Linked DNA regions of Homo sapiens: region 1 is linked to region 2. A link is a contact called in ENCODE Hi-C data. All regions are on one chromosome and are shown on one strand. The core of a region is the stretch at or near the end of the contact, and the rest is flanking DNA. Distances in the headings are between cores, read along the strand shown. Region 1 has its middle 34 kb from the start of SEC22B. Region 2 overlaps NOTCH2 (notch receptor 2).

The links. A loop is a pair of places that touch in the nucleus more often than their neighbours do. Pooled maps may share reads with other maps.
Region 1: a loop to region 2 is called in a map of naive thymus-derived CD4-positive, alpha-beta T cell, with 7 times the contacts of the local background. The contact joins two enhancer-like sites. A Hi-C loop is called at or near these places in 10 of 168 maps with a recorded cell type or tissue (Caco-2, Ramos, ascending aorta and 5 more), 4 of 37 single-sample maps with no recorded cell type and 9 of 50 pooled maps.

What each region holds. Positions count from the first base shown.
Region 1 is chr1:120,140,758-120,144,789 of GRCh38, reverse strand. No RefSeq gene overlaps it. Among named protein-coding and RNA genes, the nearest start is that of SEC22B, 34 kb to the left of the region's middle. Within about 2 kb of position 1,774, at least 8 of the 41 ENCODE cell types and tissues checked have a DNase peak (open chromatin) inside an H3K27ac peak, as active enhancers do.
Region 2 is chr1:119,965,073-119,969,445 of GRCh38, reverse strand. NOTCH2 (notch receptor 2) reads left to right here. Exons shown (of 34, transcript NM_024408.4): 7 at 1,214-1,369; 8 at 1,825-2,013; 9 at 2,957-3,070; 10 at 3,880-3,993. Among named protein-coding and RNA genes, the nearest start is that of ADAM30, 71 kb to the right of the region's middle. Within about 2 kb of position 1,250, at least 6 of the 41 ENCODE cell types and tissues checked have a DNase peak (open chromatin) inside an H3K27ac peak, as active enhancers do.

The DNA of each region.
Region 1 (4,032 bases), core at 525-3,024, 170 kb before region 2:
CTTCTTTATTGGCTGAAAGTTCTTGTCTGGTGAGCATGGAATAAGTCACTCACTTCCTGAATTTCAGCCCTGGCTAAATTTGCTTCTGGAAAAACATATATATATTCCTCAGATTTTTGTTTGTTTGTTTGCAAATCTCCTTCACTCCAGCCCTGTCCTGGAATGAGCAAGATTTACCAAATAGGGACAGCGTGAAAGGGAATTTAGAGGGTAGAGGTAGAGGGAAAAGGAGTAGTATGTGTAGCTTGCTGAATGAGATGTCTGCTCTTGCTGTTTCCATTTCTTCACTTCTCAAACAATTTTTAACCCAATCTAAACTGGCATCAGCTCCCATTGTATTGAAAGGGCTTTCACTCAGGACAGTAACGCCCCCCCGCCACCTCCCATATTACTAAATCCAGTGGATACATCAGCCTTGATCTTACTTGGCATCAGGGTAGCATGTGATGCTTTTGGTCACATCCTCTTTGATAGATTCACTCTTCCTTTGCACTATTGTTTTTTCCCTATCTTAGTCATGGGTCTTCAGCATCCTTTGCAAGCTCCTCTTTACTCCTAAAGTACTGGTGTTCCTCAGAACCCTGTTCTACATCAGCCTCTTTTCTCTCTAAACATTTTCTGTGAGAAATATTATCCCTTTCCATGGCATTATTGAGATCTATCTGCCAATTATTTCCAAATCTCTATCTTCCCTGACCTCTTTTGACTGCTTTCTAGAACTTCAATTAGAAATTCCTGAAAGCCTATTAACCAACTCCCTCCCTCAAACCTATTCCTCCAATAATGCTCCTTATCCAAACATATGCCACACCATCTACCCAGTTTTTCTAGGCAGAAATGTAGGATTCATCCTTAATGCCTCTTTTGCTCACCTTCCACATTCAGTCAATAACCAAATTCAGTATAATCTACATATTTGAATCCATCAATTTCTCCCTGTCCCCACTGGCCTAAGTGATCACCATCTATGTGGCATTTTGCACATCCCTTTGCTAGTTTCCTGCCCCCAGGTTTTCTCCCCTTGGATCATTTTCCACTAACCACTAGATGGTTCTTTATGTAAATGCAGTTCTGTAAATTCACCACTTGTGTTTAAAATCCTTTAGTTGCTTCTCACTGTCCTTAGGATGGAGTCCGAACTTCTTATCACGGTTCATAAGCCTCTCATGATCAGTAACTTGCCATCAGTCTGAACTCCACTCACACTGACCTCCAGTGTTTCAAACACACCCTGCTTCCTTTTGCCTCTAGGCCTTCACAGATGCTGTTTCCTCTGCTCGGAGCATTCTACTGTAGGGCCTCTAACATCTGTAGACTAAATTCTAGCCTCAAATTATCAGTTATCTTATTCCTGAATCAGAACTGAACTGGGATTCTTAATATTTTTTTATTAATTCTTGAATTAAAGCCAGGATTTATATTATCCTATATGTTTCTTTGAAAAATGCAAAGATATTTTCTAATGAAACTGTATTTGAACTAATTAACTTAGGGTTCAGTTTTTAAAAATCATAGCCGAATGTAAACTGGAACGTACTTTTTTTCATGGTACTGGAATGTTTTCTTGGTTGTTATTCATCGTGACATTCTAGCTTTGGAATTTTTCATTTCCAGCTGACTTCTAGCAGTCTCCTTTCTTACCTCTCAACCCCTTACCCTCTGGTTGCCCTATACTTGCCCCTAGATGGATCCAGTTTGCATGCAGTGGTAGCTGCTGTGAGGCTGCGGTTAAATAGAGCTGCTCAGACTGCAACAGGAAAGCATTGAATCGAAAGCAAAGGGGAGGAAGCGCAAACCGATACCCACCACAAAGCTGCTGAGTGCCCAGCATGACCCAAGCCGCACCCTCTGATGAGGAGTCTTGTGGAGGAGTAAGAAGCCACAGACTTTAATAAACCATCAGCACAGCCTGTCCTCCACTTCCCTGGTCCAGCCTTCCCGGATCACCATGAGTATCACCGGGTACTGACCTAAGAAGCTGGGTGATGACAGAAAAGTGACCAGAAATGTAGAGTCCAGAGGAAGGTACCCGAAATGAATGACTGTAGACCATTTTATCTCAAACTCCCTACACAGTCAAGCGTGGCGAGCACGAAGGTCCGGGGCATGAGAATGTTTCTGAGGAGCTCCCTGCTTGGGGTGATTCCCAGATGAAGACTCCTAAAAATGTTCCCTAAAAATGCCTTTGCTACCTCCCTGAAAGGCTGCTTCTAGTAGTGGCCAAAACAACTTATAAAAATTTTGTAACTAAAAATAAAGCCCTTGTGAGATACAGTTAAGAGAACTTTAAATATACACTAAGGTATGATGACTATTTTTAGATTCCTGACTTCAATGGAGGGAGGAGAAAGGAAGGAGATGGAGCAGCAAAGACATATGTTACCTACTTGATTTTGCTCATGGCCTAACCTGTTTACATTTGTCCCTTTTGCTATCAAAGGAGATATTAAGGAATTATAGGAAAGGGAATGAAAAGTGTGGAAAAATATATAGGAACTAAGTACAGATTTTAAACACTGGTAAGGTGGAGAACTCCTTGGAAATCTAGAGCTTCACAGTGGCTCTATAATTCACCTGTTCAGGTTCACTACCTCAGAATCTAAGAAGGTGAGATCTGGGCCCTACTTTTGCAGCTGGAAGGTCAGAACACAAAGAATGGAGGTGACTGACTCAGTCTGGAGGAAAGGTTGCTTGGCTTGGCTGGAAGTGGGCACTTGTGTCATCATAGAGTGCCAACCTCACACTTCAGATAACAGAACAGGAAATATTGTTAGTTCAGATGGGAGAGCAGAGGACTGACTGTGTATCCAAGACCATTAAGTTATTCAGTCACCTCTTTGTGTTGTACTTTCTATCCTACAAGGGACCAGAGCTGGCTGTGGGGAGCTTGGGCAATAGATGAAGCAGGCCATCAGGCCAGTCCCTGTTCCTTGCAGCTTTCTTCTCCCTTCTATCATGTTCAGCTTCTTTAATCTGCTCAACCCAGAAAGTCTTCCAAGATTGACATCATTACCAAAGTTTAAATGGAAGAATCTGAGGCATTTTGATAGGAGACAGGGGTGACAATTCTGGAGTAGAGGAACTGTCTCTCACAAGGCCTCTCTACTACAAGTGGTAAAAATTTGTGCTTTATTTTAACAACCACAACAACAGTGAATTGGAAAGGATCTAATAACAGAACAGAATTTGTAGTCAGACAACTTTGTTTTGAAACTATTCTTCCTTTCTTCCCTTCCTCCCTCCCTCCCTTCCTTCTTTCCTTCCTTCCTTTCCTTCAGAAAGGAAAGGACAGGGAGGATAGCCATAGAATGGGAAGCTCCTTAGACCTCAGAGGAATGCCGCAAGCTTCCCAAGTCTGAGTGCCTGCCCAGAGTTTGCCTACTTTCTTCAGTAGTCAAGGATATTCCTCAAGTTGTGTTTAATATCTATACATGAGCCAAACTGCGGTAGGTGGGTGACTGCATTCCCCAGGTGCAATCTTTCAGCATGTGACCTGATGTAGTACATTACATTCCTTAGACAAGGAAAAAATAGCGATATGAATGCAAAGAGGGGGAGGCAGAGAGTGTAAGCTACTCTAAAACACTTAGTTATGAAAGAAGAAAGATTGGCTAGAAAGCATGTGTAATAAGGAATGAATTCCATTTTTTTAATTGAGAGAGGTTCAGGAATGTTTATGTACTTGAGGAAAAAGCATAGTGAGAGATCTTAACAAGTCACTTCATTCCTAAGCTTTGATACCCCCATCCAAGGTGAGGAGGAGAGGAGAGGAGTTTCTATAAAGATTAAAATTGAATTAAAATCATATGCCCAGTAGTGGCTTATATGCCACAAAGCCCTTTACACATGTTAATTTTTATAACTATTATCATCTAGTGACTGTACAGATGAGTAAGCCCTGGTCACAGCTGTTCTATATTTTCTACCCTATATGACAGAGCTGTCAAGAGGAGACAGGCTCTTGAGTAGGCAGGGCTAAGACACATAAATAAGAGGCTAACACTGGTGTGATTTGTATCTTGACATGCTTTG
Region 2 (4,373 bases), core at 1-2,500:
TCTTTCATCCCAAACAGCATATTCTTTGAGTTACCATCTATGGGAACATATCACTCAGGACTGTTCCAGAAATGTAACCTGCTAGCCAAAGTGCTATGAAGATAATCTTCCTCTTTAGGACTTTAGGCTCTCTTCTCAACTCTACATACTTTAGTTTTTCATTCCAAAAAAGGAAAGTTAGTAACTATTGTCTTTGGAACATCTGCTGAAGTCCTTAAGATCTTAGACTGAAAAGCACCTCAGCTATTAAGATAAAATGGCTAATAAATGGATCCACAGGCTTCATTTTAAGAAGAAACCATCTATTTACTCAGAAGAAGTTGGCAGGAGAGAAACATTTAAGTGCCTTCTAACCCTCAATGTCTATGAAAATATTCCCCTCAGGGAAGATTTTTACATGCTACAAAGTTAACATTGCTCTAGCCTCTCAATTTAACAACTACTAGTTCTAGGAGAAGGAGAGCAATGTAAGGAGGAAGGTGATGGGAGAAGATAATTTAGCTGGGAGAACTTTCTGCCCAGCAGTTTTGAAATGTTCTTTCATGGAGGCCTTTCCAAAAGCTCTAGCTCCAGCTTTGTGGAAGAAGCTTTAGTTACCTCTTCTTAAGTTAATTGCAGACTGGAAAATCCAGTTCCCATGTGAACTATATAAAACAGGAAGCCTAGTAATATCTTCAGAGACCTGGGGCCACCTGAATCAGGAATGTTGATGCTATTAAAAGATTACTCTAGTAGAGGCTGATGGTGTTCAGGTGGCCCCATGATCATCAGGTAGCATAATATTGGGGAAGTAGGATTCCGGATAAAATATAGGATGTATGGAATATTTGAGACATACTAAAAATTACTTCTTGTTTATCTAAAATTCAACTGGACATCCTCTATTTTATTTGCTAAATCTGGCACACTATCTGGAAGATAGCTCCACTTTCCTGTCTCCGTCTTCTTATCTTCTGGCCTGTAGATGTCTCTGTCCTGGAGGAGAGGTCTAGCTGAGAGCTCAGGGTCAGAGTCTAGGGTTGCATCTAGGTGCTTTGCTGGTGGCCAAGCATGTCCCCAAGGTAGGGTCAGGCAAAGCAGAAGTTGCGTATAAATCTCCATGTTGGATTCTGAGGAACTGATCATGAGGTTTTCCCTCCTGGGTGAAAGAGAAAGCTCTTCCCCAAGTGAGAGACATTTTCTCTTAGTTGTCCTTTGCCCCACCCTGTGACAGGTCTCCTGTGTCATCTGGATGATGCATGCATCAGCAATCCTTGCCACAAGGGGGCACTGTGTGACACCAACCCCCTAAATGGGCAATATATTTGCACCTGCCCACAAGGCTACAAAGGGGCTGACTGCACAGAAGATGTGGATGAATGTGCCATGGGTGAGTAAGCAGAACTTTTTCTGTTCTGTGAAGTGTCTGTTGAGCTCAGCAAATGTTTAAACTGAAGCACATTTTACTGTAGAAGCAAATTACATACACCCAAACCTCAGATTACTCTTGCTACATGGCCAGTGTTTACAAGTGACCTTTCAGCATAGCCATAACCATATATTCCATTCTGGGGATTAACTGTATGAAACGTATGTACTTGATTCTTAATATAAAGCCCTACCTCAATGACAGTTTGGGCAGAAACTGCAATAGCAGAAATGCATAACAGTTGAGGATACTCCGCTTTTATTTCTTTTTAAATTAAGGAAAAAAAAATAGAAAATTGGGAATGATATTATTGAAGGCCTGGCCCTGATGCTATAACCATCAGATGCTCTTCTATTGTTCACATTTGTGGAAACTCAACTGCTTTGATCCCAGTAATTGGTACTTGTGTCTTTCAGCCAATAGCAATCCTTGTGAGCATGCAGGAAAATGTGTGAACACGGATGGCGCCTTCCACTGTGAGTGTCTGAAGGGTTATGCAGGACCTCGTTGTGAGATGGACATCAATGAGTGCCATTCAGACCCCTGCCAGAATGATGCTACCTGTCTGGATAAGATTGGAGGCTTCACATGTCTGTGCATGCCAGGTAAATGGGCCCATCAGCATGTTGGGTCTAGAGAGGAGGGACTGTTCTGAACTTCTCTTGGTAGAGCATTCAGTATACTATTGCAGTCTGATGAGCTCTGTCAGCATTTGATTTCCTTTGCTGACTGGGGACTAGAGGAAGTCAGGGTTCACAAGCAAACCTTCCTTACTCAAAGAGTAAGGCAGTGCTAGAATTCATCAAGCTATGTAGACCAAATTAAACAAGCCTGTTATATCAAAATCCACATGTAATAGAAAATTTCAAAAATGATTTACTGTAAGAATCCTTTAAATAGCAAGTTTTCCTGATACCTTCATGTAATTACAAATACCATACCATTCCATTTATATAAATAAATTTTATCCACAATTATATAGGAAGTTTCCATTTATCTAAAGTGCAGTACATGTTTAGTTGTATTCTGGAGCTCTTCTGCATAGACCATGTCTTTAATTTTGAGAGGATACAGCCAAATCCAGCTTGAAATGATGGCTAACATTGGCTGCTCTGCCTGATTAAGGCTGCCGGCCACTCCAGCCTTGAAAGGCACTGCTGACCTTGAACTGCACCCTGAAGGCAACAACAGCTCCAGCTCAGCTTGTCTTTAGGAACATAGAGTGGGGACATTTTGGGCCTTCCACAGTCCAGAAAGTATGGATTTATCACAGAAAATGTGGAGCAGTCCTTGTTTATATGCTAGGTCTTGCCAATGTCTTTTAATGTAATCCCTTCCCGCTTTTCACAGTGACATGGGTATTTCACAGTATGCCCTGTCCTGCTTGACACTTGGAGTGACTATTTCTCATCATGGCAGAGTTCCTTTTTTCTCTGCAGAAATGTGTGTACTCGCAAAGGATGTAGTTATCATTGCAAATTTGTGCTTCCTTGTCTGGAATACACCTTTCTCTCTCTTTAAGCCACTTGTGTGGTCTGTTTTGTTTAGGTTTCAAAGGTGTGCATTGTGAATTAGAAATAAATGAATGTCAGAGCAACCCTTGTGTGAACAATGGGCAGTGTGTGGATAAAGTCAATCGTTTCCAGTGCCTGTGTCCTCCTGGTAAGTGCCCACGACCTGGCCCTGTTTTCTCTTAAAGCACAAAGCCAACTGACCACAGGGAAGAGAGCAGGGAGAGAATGTGTGTGGGCTGTGCATGAGGAAATCATTAGAGTAAGTGCTTGGTGATAGGAGTGTGTGTGTACAGAAATAGAGAATTTGTTTTAGCTACTATATCTTACAAGTCCTTTGTGGCCAAAAGTCCAAGTCTATTCTTGAATGGCCCATGACCTCTTCGTCTGTGTATATATTTCAGAATGCTCATACCTCACAGAAGCCTTAGTTGTAGGCTATTCGGGATTTTATTTTTTTCCCATGGGTCATATTCTTGAAGGCCCTCTGTGAGACTGTTATTTTTAGACATTTCACCCATGAGTTCAGAAACAGACAACACATGCCAATTTTTCCAAGATTCTCTGTCTCTCCTTTTTTTTCCTCAAGCTATTTTTGAAGATATGCCAAATTGTCCTCCATAGATTGCATCTTACCCCATTGTATCTTCAGAGAGAAGGTTTCTGTTGCCTCTGAAGCTACAGTTACTTGTTTGAGGTTCCACCTATAAATTTCACTTCCTACATCCTTCATTTAGAAGTGAAGTCTGTCTGTGAAGAAGCAATGGTAGAGACACACCACAAGTGCCTCTGATTCCCTGAGTGTCACCTGGTTATTCCAGTTACCTGTTGGGGAGAATAATAAAGCATAGGCTTATTGACCCATTGGTATAAGCCCTGCTAGTAACCTAACATCATTCTCATGGTAAAGGGAGACACAAGATAATCCTTTGACTCATGTTACCACTGTCCCTTTTTGAGGTTTCACTGGGCCAGTTTGCCAGATTGATATTGATGACTGTTCCAGTACTCCGTGTCTGAATGGGGCAAAGTGTATCGATCACCCGAATGGCTATGAATGCCAGTGTGCCACAGGTAAGATTCTTCTCACTTTTCATCTCCTTGGTAGGTCCATCTGAACAAAATAGGGTGATTGTCCCTGTCCTCTGCTAGCTGCTGTGCCAGGCCAGTCCACTCCCAGAGGCTCCTCTGTGTTTAGGAAGAGCTGTTTCTAACAAATTTTTTGCTGCTCTCTTTTTCTGCAGCACCTGCCTCCTCCACCACAACAGTGGTCTGGCCCAGATATTTCCATTTGGTATCCATGTCTTTCTGGGACAGATTTTGGCAGCAGTAAGTTTCCAGCTGGCTAGATTGACTCATTTAGGAAAGAGAAGAAATCCAGTTGAAAGCTATTTTTCACTGGGGCTTCTCAGCAGGAGGCCTGGCTCTGTGTTTCTTGAAGCAAGTGACTGAAA